Regions from separate parts of the Homo sapiens genome. Here region 2 is linked to region 1. Evidence: read pairs that join two places in POLR2A ChIA-PET (ENCODE). Cell type or tissue: MCF 10A. All regions are shown on one strand.

The links. Peaks named below come from ENCODE experiments on the same cell type or tissue, not always from the same donor. Only the 100,000 strongest peaks of a DNase experiment are listed, where the experiment ranks them.
Region 2: POLR2A ChIA-PET joins it to region 1 with 5 read pairs; 3 of 35 experiments call an interaction of 5 or more read pairs at or near these places.

The regions. Positions count from the first base shown.
Region 1 is chr9:125,692,665-125,697,664 of GRCh38, reverse strand. The region is part of intron 1 of MAPKAP1 (MAPK associated protein 1); the gene reads left to right. Among named protein-coding and RNA genes, the nearest start is that of MAPKAP1, 12 kb to the left of the region's middle. RefSeq lists an enhancer at 822-1,561. In MCF 10A, no CTCF peak of the experiment used is centred here; a DNase peak (open chromatin) is centred at 1,884.
Region 2 is chr9:125,870,807-125,875,806 of GRCh38, reverse strand. All of the region lies in intron 2 of PBX3 (PBX homeobox 3), which reads right to left. Among named protein-coding and RNA genes, the nearest start is that of PBX3, 130 kb to the right of the region's middle. In MCF 10A, no CTCF peak of the experiment used is centred here; no DNase peak of the experiment used is centred here.

The DNA.
Region 1 (5,000 bases):
AAGATATTCGTGTTCAAAGATGTTCACTGCAGCAGTATTTAGCAAAAATTAGAACCTTAATGTTCAATAAAAATTAGAGAAATCATGGAAAATTCATAGAATGGAAATAATATACAGTCATCTTAGATGTTTCAGAAGAATTTTAGTGACATACTAATATGCTAACCATATAATAAGTGAAAAAAGGATATGACACTCTATAAAGTATGGTCCCAATTATGTCAAACATGTATGCAAAGAAAAGAAATAGGTGGTGAGATTATAAGACTTGATATTTTTCTCAGTTTTAGAAATGTTCTTTGATAAACAAATTATTTAAAAATAAATCATAGTTTAAAATTGATATTAACAAATATGAGTAGAGTCAGTGACCATCATTTTAACCAATAGTTTTCACTAATGCAGGTGATTGTGAAGTTGTAAATGGATTGTATTTTCAAGTTAGTTTTCACCTCTTTTATTTTGCACTTAGAACATGGTTTCATATGTCCTGACATAAATGATGTTACTATTCCCAGGAAAGCCTTCTTTTCCCCCAAAAGTCCTATTTAAGACAGTATTCTGGAAGAAGAGTTGTATTCGTATTGGTGGTATCATTATCCCGGTGCTACCATCACCTCTTCAGTGGCCACAGGGACAACGAGTAGGCCTGTGACAGCTCCGTCTTTACTTTCAGAGGGAGTCCACTCCTATCTCTGTGGAGTTGAGGTTGGCCTTTGGTAGATAGAGATAGTGAGTTGAATGCTTACGTATTTGGGAAGTGATTTTTTGGTATGGAAAATTATGTGTGTTAAGGTAAACTGAGGCATAAGATTTTAGAGTTTATTTGCACAAACAGCGATTCATGAATTGGGCAGCTTCAAATCAGAAGTGATTCTGGGGCTCCATTGAGGGAAAGTAAGCGGGGGAAGCTTTTGTAGGAAGACTGTGGAAGTAAAACAAAAGATTTGATTGATTAGTTATACAGTTGATCACTACCATTGGAAAGTCCTCAGTTACATAAGTTTGTTGGCTGCTTCTGACTAGATAAGCTTAAGGTTTTTTGTTTTTTTTTTCATATATGCATTTATAAGACATATCTCAAGTTTTGCCTATGTTTGCAAATCAAACAAGGTTAAGGTCATTTATAAGGCCTAACTAGTTTTGTCTGCTTGAATTTTTCAGACCAGGTCTGATTTTTTTGTTTTGTTGTTGTTGTTGTTTTATTTGTTTTTTTGTTTGTTTGTTTTTTGTTTTTTTTTTGTTTTTTTTTCGAGACAGGGTTCTTGCTCTATTGACCAGGCTGGAGTGCAGTGGCACGATCACGGCTCACTGCAGCCTCAACTTCCTGGACTCAAGCGATCCTCCCACCTCTTCCTCCCCAGCAGCTGGGACTACAGGCATGCACTACCACGGCCTCCCAAATTGTTGGGATTGTAAGCATGAACCACTGCATCTGGCCAGGCCTGGTCTGTTTTAATTTATTTTAACAAATGTGAATGTCTGTCTCACTTATTTTATTTTGTGAGAAGAAGATTGAAGATCACGTTTGTTTGGATTTCAGTTTTTCTGATAGCAGTAGTTAGTAAAAATATGAGTGTTAAAATATGATGAATTGTTGCCTTTTACTCTTTTCTAATTATCATATACTTTATAATTGAAATAGTTTCAGGCTGGGCACAGTAATCCCAACACTTTGGGAGGCTGAGGCAGGTGGATCACCTGAGGTTGGGAGTTCAAGACCAGCCTGACCAACATGTAGAAACCCCGTCTCTACTAAAAATACAAAATTAGCCGGGTGTGATGGCACATGCCTATAATCCCAGCTACTCGGGTGGCTGAGGCAGGAGAAGCAATTGAACCCGGGAGGTGGAGGTTGCAGTGAGCCAAGATTGCGCCATTGCATTCCAGGCTGGGCAACAATGGTGAAACTCCGTCTCAAAAAAAAAAAGAAAGAAAAGAAATAGTTTCAGCTTGTACAGTTAAGCATGATGGCCAGTTAGGTTTGTTTTTTTCAAATGCGCATACTGATTCTCTTATGTACAATATAAAAATGTGCATACTGATTCTCTTATGTACAATGCAAAAAATTTACCGAAGTATTTGAGCATATTTAAATTAGGAAAATATCAGGCAAGATGTTTCTTTTGTAAACTACTTCTGTCCAAAGCATTCTGTATATTATCAGAATGAAAAATGACAGCACTTTGTCATCTGTTCAAATTGATATTGCACTCTTTGCAATGACAGCTGAAAAGGCCCACAGGTGCCATATAAAGAGGTGACCATGTTGTCATATTTCATTTCGGCATCCCTCTGCAAAGCCATAATTACCTAATTAGGTTGTTAATTAGGAGATTAGCATTTCACTATATTGATAGAATGCTCTTTACCGGCGTGGGGTGAGATACAGATTTGTCTGCTCTAATTTATAATCTCTGCCTGTTTTGTACTTATTTATTTGCTTAAGATGCTGGTATGGGGCAATTCAGTTTACCTGAGAAACAGTTTACAAGCGAATGAAGCTTTGATCACTGGATTAAAGTTGCTGAGTTAAAATACGGACACATCCCCAAAATTAAAATAAAAATTCCAAGTTGGTATAACTTGTATTATTGTTAACACAGTCAACAAACACAATAAGAATTCACATTGTTGGTATAAAAAATTCAAAATACAAAAACTTAAGTCTGAACTATGACAGAGATTTATCTATCCTAAACTAGGCAAAATAAATTATTTTAATTATCTTCAATGACAGACCTCTGTCATTTATACTTGGGACTTATAAGAATATGCTAAATGTTTTGAATGTATTTAAGAAACTGAAGCTTGGTTAATAACTTCAGAACAAATATATTGAGTCTTCAGTTTAGACTTCCTTAGATAGTCATGCATCAGGGCTTATTTCATTTGTACCTTCTGTCCATTAGTCTGTGCTTGGAACATTCCCTTCCCACAGTCTTTGCAGTACTGAGGGGCTTATGGAATTTGAAGTATTTCACAGTAACCTTCACTTGGTGAGCTATTTGGAGTAAGCACGGTTTCTATAAAGTGTGTCTAACATTCTTTTGGGAGAGGGGGCGGGGAAAACGATTTCCATACATTTTCTCTGTAGTGTTTGTAATTTGCATTATGCATACTTTTCTGCCTTTTTTTAGTTAAGGAAATTAGGAGTTTCAGAACAATGTTAAGAGCACCATTCCCACTGAGGTAGTAGTTTAGCTTCTTTTGATCGTATTGGTATTGGCATTCAAATTGTAGTAAATGCATGTGTGCTTAAGTCCTTTTTCCCTACAGTTATGAAGAACTGCATTTGTTTTATAGCCGTAATTTTCTTAAAACTTTTTTTTTTTTGGAAATGGAGTCTTGCTCTGTTTCCCAGGCTGGAGTGCGATGGCACCATCTTGGCTTACTGAAACCTCTGCCTCCTGAGTTCAAGCAGTTCTCCTGCCTCAGCCTCCCAAGTAGCTGAGATTACGGGTGTGCACCACCACACCTGGCTAATTTTTGTAGTTTAGTAAAGATGGAGTTTCACCATGTTGGCCAGGCTGGTCTCGAACTCCTGACCTCAGGTGATCTACCTGCCTCGGCCTCCCAAAGTGCTGGGATTACAAGCATGAGCCACCGTGCCCAACCTAAAAAATTTTTAAAAATTAAAAAAAAATTTTAATACAAATAACAGAGAAGGGGTCTTGCTATAGTGCCCAGGCTGCACTTGAACTCCTGGGCTCAAGGGAACTTCCTCCTCTGCCTCCCAAAGTGCTGGGTTTACAGGTGTGAGCCCCTATGCCCGGCCAACTATATATATATGTGTGTGTGTGTGTGTGTGTGTGTGTATGTGTGTATATATATGTGTGTGTGTGTATATGTGTGTGTATATATATGTGTGTATATATATACGTGTATATATGTGTATATACGTGTATATATGTGTATATATACGTGTATATATGTGTATATACGTGTATATATGTGTATATATACGTGTATATATACGTGTATATATACGTGTATATGTGTGTGTATGTATACGTGTATATGTGTGTGTATATGTGTATATATGTGTGTATATATGTGTATGTGTGTGTGTATACGTGTATATATGTGTGTGTATGTATATATGTGTGTGTATATGTATATATGTGTGTGTATATGTGTATATATGTGTGTGTATGTGTATATATGTGTGTATATATGTGTATATGTGTGTGTATATATACATGTATGTGTGTGTGTGTGTATATATATATATATATTTTTTTTTTTTTGAGGCGGAATTTCGCTCTTGTTACTTGAGCTGGAGTGCAATGGCATGATCTTGGCTCACTGCAACCTCTGCCTCTTGGGTTCAAGCGATTCTCCTGCCTCAGCTGCCCGAGTAGCTGGGATTACAGGTGCGTGCCACCACGCTTGGCTAGTTTTTTGTATTTTTAGTAGAGACGGGGTTTCACCATGTTGGCCAGGCTGGTCTCAAACTCCTGACATCAGGTGATCCGCCTGCCTCGGCCTCCCAAAGTGCTGGGATTACAGGAGTAAGCCACTGTGCCCGGCCTGTTTTCTTAATATAAAAATATTATAAGGGGCTTCTCATGCGGATCCCCTGGTGTGGATTAGAATGTTGTGTCGTGCTCTGGTAGGAGAAACTGCTCCAGTGTGTGAGGGTTTGCTTCAGCAAAGCCAGAAGTTCTGATGGGATTTCTGGTACTAGGATTAACCTCCTTCAACTAGAAATGTAGGTTAGTTACCTTTACACAGGTCACGAAGGTATATGACAGTTCTCTTTTTCCCCAGAAGAGAAGACTTGGAAACTGCCATTTTTGCATGAGGAATTTGATGTCTATTTGATGTAATCAACTTATATTACAGATTGTTTAAAAATTTTTATGGTTACTGTTGCCAATTCTGCTTATTAGGTACTTTGTTGGTATCCTTGTTTTGGAATCACCTGAATTAGAAAAAATCTAGGATGTAGCATGGATTCTAGCCTTCCTGTGTTTCTATCCCCTTTCTTTTTTAAA
Region 2 (5,000 bases), 180 kb before region 1:
AAGAATAAAAAGCCAATTTATAAATAGCAAAAAATTCCAGACTAGAGAGTTTGAACTTCATCCTACAGGTGGGGGGGAATAATTAAATGTTTGAGTAGCATGATATAAGCAGTATCGTAGGAAGTTATATTAGAAAAGCGAGGTGGCGGCAGAAGGTCAGGAAGATTGAACCAAGAACTAGAACCAAGAATTCTAGTTGGTAGGTTATCAGAATAATCATTTACTGAGTGCCACCCAAATGCCAATTTTTTCAAATCTCTGCACTCGTTCTCTTAAAGTAGAACGTCCTTCCCTTCCCTACCTAGTTAGCCTTAATGAGCCTTCAAAAGACATACTTTTTTGCAAAGTTGTTCATTATATTATTTATAATAATGAAAACCAAAAGACAACTGAAATGTCCCAGAAGATGGAAATGATTAAGGAGGTCAAAATACAGTCACTCAAACAGTATAGTCAATAAAATTATTCATAAAAATTGCTAACATGGAAAGTGCTTACATTATAGTACTAATGAGAAAAGCTCAAAAAATTGTAAAGTTATTTCAATTACAAAACAAAACATGTATAAAGAAATGAGAAGAATCAGAATAATGCGAATTGGTAAGTTACTTTTTCTAAAGGGCAATTTAGCAGTATCTATTATAAATGAAAATGTGTGTACACTAGGAGTTCCATGTATCCCCAAAGAAACTCTAGTGCATGGGCCAGGGAGATAGATACGGAGTTTTAGTCATAGCCAGAAGCAGAAGTTTCCTGGTGTTTGCTTTTTGAAATCAGCATCCATCCATATTATTACTTCATGACTGTGCAGTATTCAACTGAATGAAAGTAAAACATTTTATGTATTCATTGAACAATTAATGGACTTTTGGGCAGGGTTTTGCCCTTTTTTGCTATGTTAAACAAAGCTGCTATGGACATTCAAATACATTTATAGAAAGACATGTGCAAACTTTTCTCTAGGGTATCTACCTAAGAGAAGAGCTCCAAGTTTATAGGGTATGCCAATCTTTGACTTTGATAGCTTTTGCCAAATTATTTTCCAATAGTTGTACCAATTTATATTCCCACTGGCAATACATGAGAGTTTCTGTTGCTCCTCATTCTTGCCAACACTTAGAATTTTAAGTTAATACAGATTCATTTAATGTATTCTATCTTAGTGAATAATCCACGTGCACTTCAAAAGAATGCATATTCTGCTCTTATTGGGTAGAGTTAAATTGTCAATTAGGTCAAGCTGATTGATAGTATTGTTCAAGTCTTCTATCTTTACTAATGTTTCCAATGATAGCCCAAGATTACATTAATGACATAAGCTGAACCATATTATATGTCTATGCATTGCTGGACTCACTTTGGCAACATTTTGTTTTGAGTTTTTCCATCTATATCGTGAATAAGACTAGCCTGTCATTTTCCTTTCTTGTATTGTTACCTATTTCAATATCACGGTTATATTAATGTTATATAATTAGTTTTAGAGTACACTTTTGTTTACAACGGTATATAATTTGTGTAAAATTGAAATTATCAATTCATTGAATGTTTAGAATTCCATAGAAAAATCCTCTGGTCCTGATGTTCTCTTTATGGCAATATTTTAAACTACTGGTTTTATTCAAAGATTATAAGATTACGAACATTTTCTGTATCTTCTTGAGACAGGATTTACTCATTTCTGTATTTCTACCAATATTTCATTTCACCTAAGATGTCAAATGTATTGACAAAGTGTTCAGGATATTCCTTCTTTTTAATTTCTGCTGTACATGCTTTATCTTCTTTCAGATCCAGTGGTATTTATTTGTGCTTCTTCTCTGCATCTTTTCCTTCTTTCCTTCTTTTTTGTTTGCATTTGATAAATCTTTACCAGAGGTTTGTCAATTTCATAAATTTTCAAAGCACAAACTTTTGCTTTGTTGATGCTTTCCATTGTATCTTTGTTTTCTTTTTCTTTAACTCATCTTCAAGTTTTTATTATTCCCTTTTTTCTATTTTCCTTTGGGTTTATCTAGCTGTTCTTTTAGGTTCTATTGGATTTTAGCTAATTAACTTGAAGACTTTAAAAATCTTTATAATGTAAACATTTGAAGCTAAAAATAATATAAAGCTTTAGTCATATTTCCTAAGTGTTGGTGTAAACTATACTTTTATCATTTTTAATCAGTTAAAGAATTTGACAATTTCTCCACAATTTCTTTGACTTGAGAATGATTTAGAAAACATTTTAAACTTCCAAATGTTGTAGGAATTACTTATTTTTTAGTTACATTTGTTCATTTATAACCACTTGTTTTGTCATAAGAGAATATGGTATGTGTCATGCTGATTCTTTCCAATTTGTTAAAGTTTGACTCATAGTTAAGTTTTTTTCAGTGTTCCTACATATTCTTGAGGAAAAAATGCATATTCTATAGTTGCTGGTGATATATTCTCCACATGTCCACTGAGTCAAGTTTGTTAATTGTATTATTAAATTTTTCCGTATATTTACAGATTTTTGTCTGATTATTCTATCAGTTGCCAACAGGGATATGATAAATCTCCCCACAATTAGGAATCTATTTCTCCTTGAAATTCTGTCAATTTTTGTTTTGTTTTGTTTTGTTTTGTTTTTTTGAGACAGAGTCTCGCTCTGTCGCCCAGGCTGGAGTGCAGTGGCGCAATCTTGGCTCACTGCAACCTCCGCCTTCTCCTGCCTCAGCCTGCTGAGTAGCTGGGATTACAGGTGCCTGCCACCACGCCTGGCTAATTTTTGTATTTTTTTTAGTAGAGACGGGGTTTCACAGTGTTGGACAGGCTGGTCTTGAACTCCTGACCTCATGATCCACCCGCCTCGGTCTCCCAAAGTGCTGGGATTACAGACGTGAGCCACCGCGCCCAGCCGAAATTCTGTCAATTTTTGCTTTATAGTTTGAAGCTGTTTTTAAGCCTACGTATCTAGTATTGTTACACTTCTCCTGTCTAATTGGACCATTTATCAAGATATAGTGTCCCTCTTTATCTCTAGAAATGTTTATTATTATATTTTTATTTCTTTTTTTGAGACGAGATCTCACTCTTTCACCTAGGCTGGAGTGCAGTGGCATGATCATAGGTCACTGCAACCTCAAATTCCTGGGCTCAAGCGATCCTCCTGCCTCAGCCTCCAGAGTAGCTAGGAGTACAGGTGTGTGCCACCACATCTGGCTATTTTTAAAATTTTTTTGTGAGATGGGGGTCTCGCTATGTTGCCCAGGCTGGTCTGGAATTCCCAGCTGGACAGGCATGAACCACTATGCCCAACCTAGAAATGCTTTTTGCCTTCACTTTCAAGTTTACTTTATCTGATATCACATAGCTATTCCTTTCCTTCTGCTAGTGGTTGGTATACCTTTCCCCATCATCTTACCATCAACTTTTCTGTACCCTTTCATATAAGGGATGTCTCTTGTAAATAAGTGTGTTGTCAGGTTTATGTTGTTATTTGTTTGGTACCTATTTGTTTGTTTAGTACCCTCTGACAATCTTTACTTTTTCTCTTGCAATCTTTTAAAATCCTTTAACATGTGCTGTGGTAAGATATATGTAGATTTATTTCTCCCAAATCATTTTATACTTTCTATTTGCCCTGCTTTTGTTTCTTCTATTCTTCTCCTTTCTTGCCTTCTTTTGGATTGAATCAGTTACTCTAATTTTTTCTGCCCCTACCATTTCATTTTTCTTACTTTACTAGTCTGGAAGCTATACAATCTATTCAATCTAATTTTTTTAATGGTTACCCCATAAACTTCTTCAATATCAGTATTTCAAAGCAAGTTTTTAAATTATAAGATATATACACAGAAAGATGCATTTTTACACACATACATAGAAAAAGACCACAGAGCATCATCCATGTAACCACTACCTAGGTCTAGAAATACAACTTTGTCACCTTCCTAGAAGCACCTTTGTGCCCTATCTCAATATCAATTCTATTTTTGCCTCTAGAGCTCTGTCCCATAGAAATGTAATGAGAACCCCATATGTAATTTTAAATTCTCTAGCAGTCACATTTTAAAGCTTTTTTAAAGTAAAACTAATTGTAATATATTTAATTAACCCAATATATTGGAAATATTATCATTGTAACCTATAATCAATACAAAGATTTATCAGTAAGATATTTCAGTCCTTTTAATAACATTACCATCTATGCAGCCCTAACACTATAGCTTCATTCTTACTTTGTTTGAATTTTATATAAATGGAATTATATAATGTTTTCTGTTATACCTTGCTCTTTCATTCAACATTCTACATGTGCTATTATGTTCTTGAATGTGGAAGAGTTCATTCCTACTCATTGCTGTGTCATATTCCATTGTTGACCTATTCATTATTGTTGTCCATTTTATTATTCATGAACACCTGGGTTTTTTTAGATTTTTTTTTTTTTTTTGAGACGGAGTCTTGCACTGTCACCCAGACTGGAGTGCAGTGGCGCAATTTCAGCTCCACCTCCCGGGTTCAAGTGATTCTTCTGCCTCAGCCTATAGCTGGGACTACAAGCACCCACCACCACACCTGGCTAATTTTTGTATTTTTAGTAGAGATGGGGTTTCACTATGTTGGCCAGGCTGGTCTCAAACTCCTGACCTCATGATCTGCCCACCTCGGCCTCCCAAAGTGCTGGGATTACAGGCGTGAGCCACTGCATCCGGCCTATTTTTTCTAGTTTTTAGCCATTGTTTACAATAATGATTTAAACAACTTTTTACACGTCTCTGGTATACATGTGAGTTTTTCAAGACTTTATATCTAGAAGTGGAATTGCTAGATTGGTAGGGTATGTACGTATACATGCCTTCAATTTTGCTAGGTAATGTTCCAAGCTGAAATTATTCAATTTATATACCCACCAGTGAACAAAAGTTTCTGTTGCTCCACACCCTCAGCAAAACTTGGTATTATAAGACTTTGTAATTTTTGACAATTTGGTATATAAACAATGTCTCCCTGTGGTTTTACTTGTA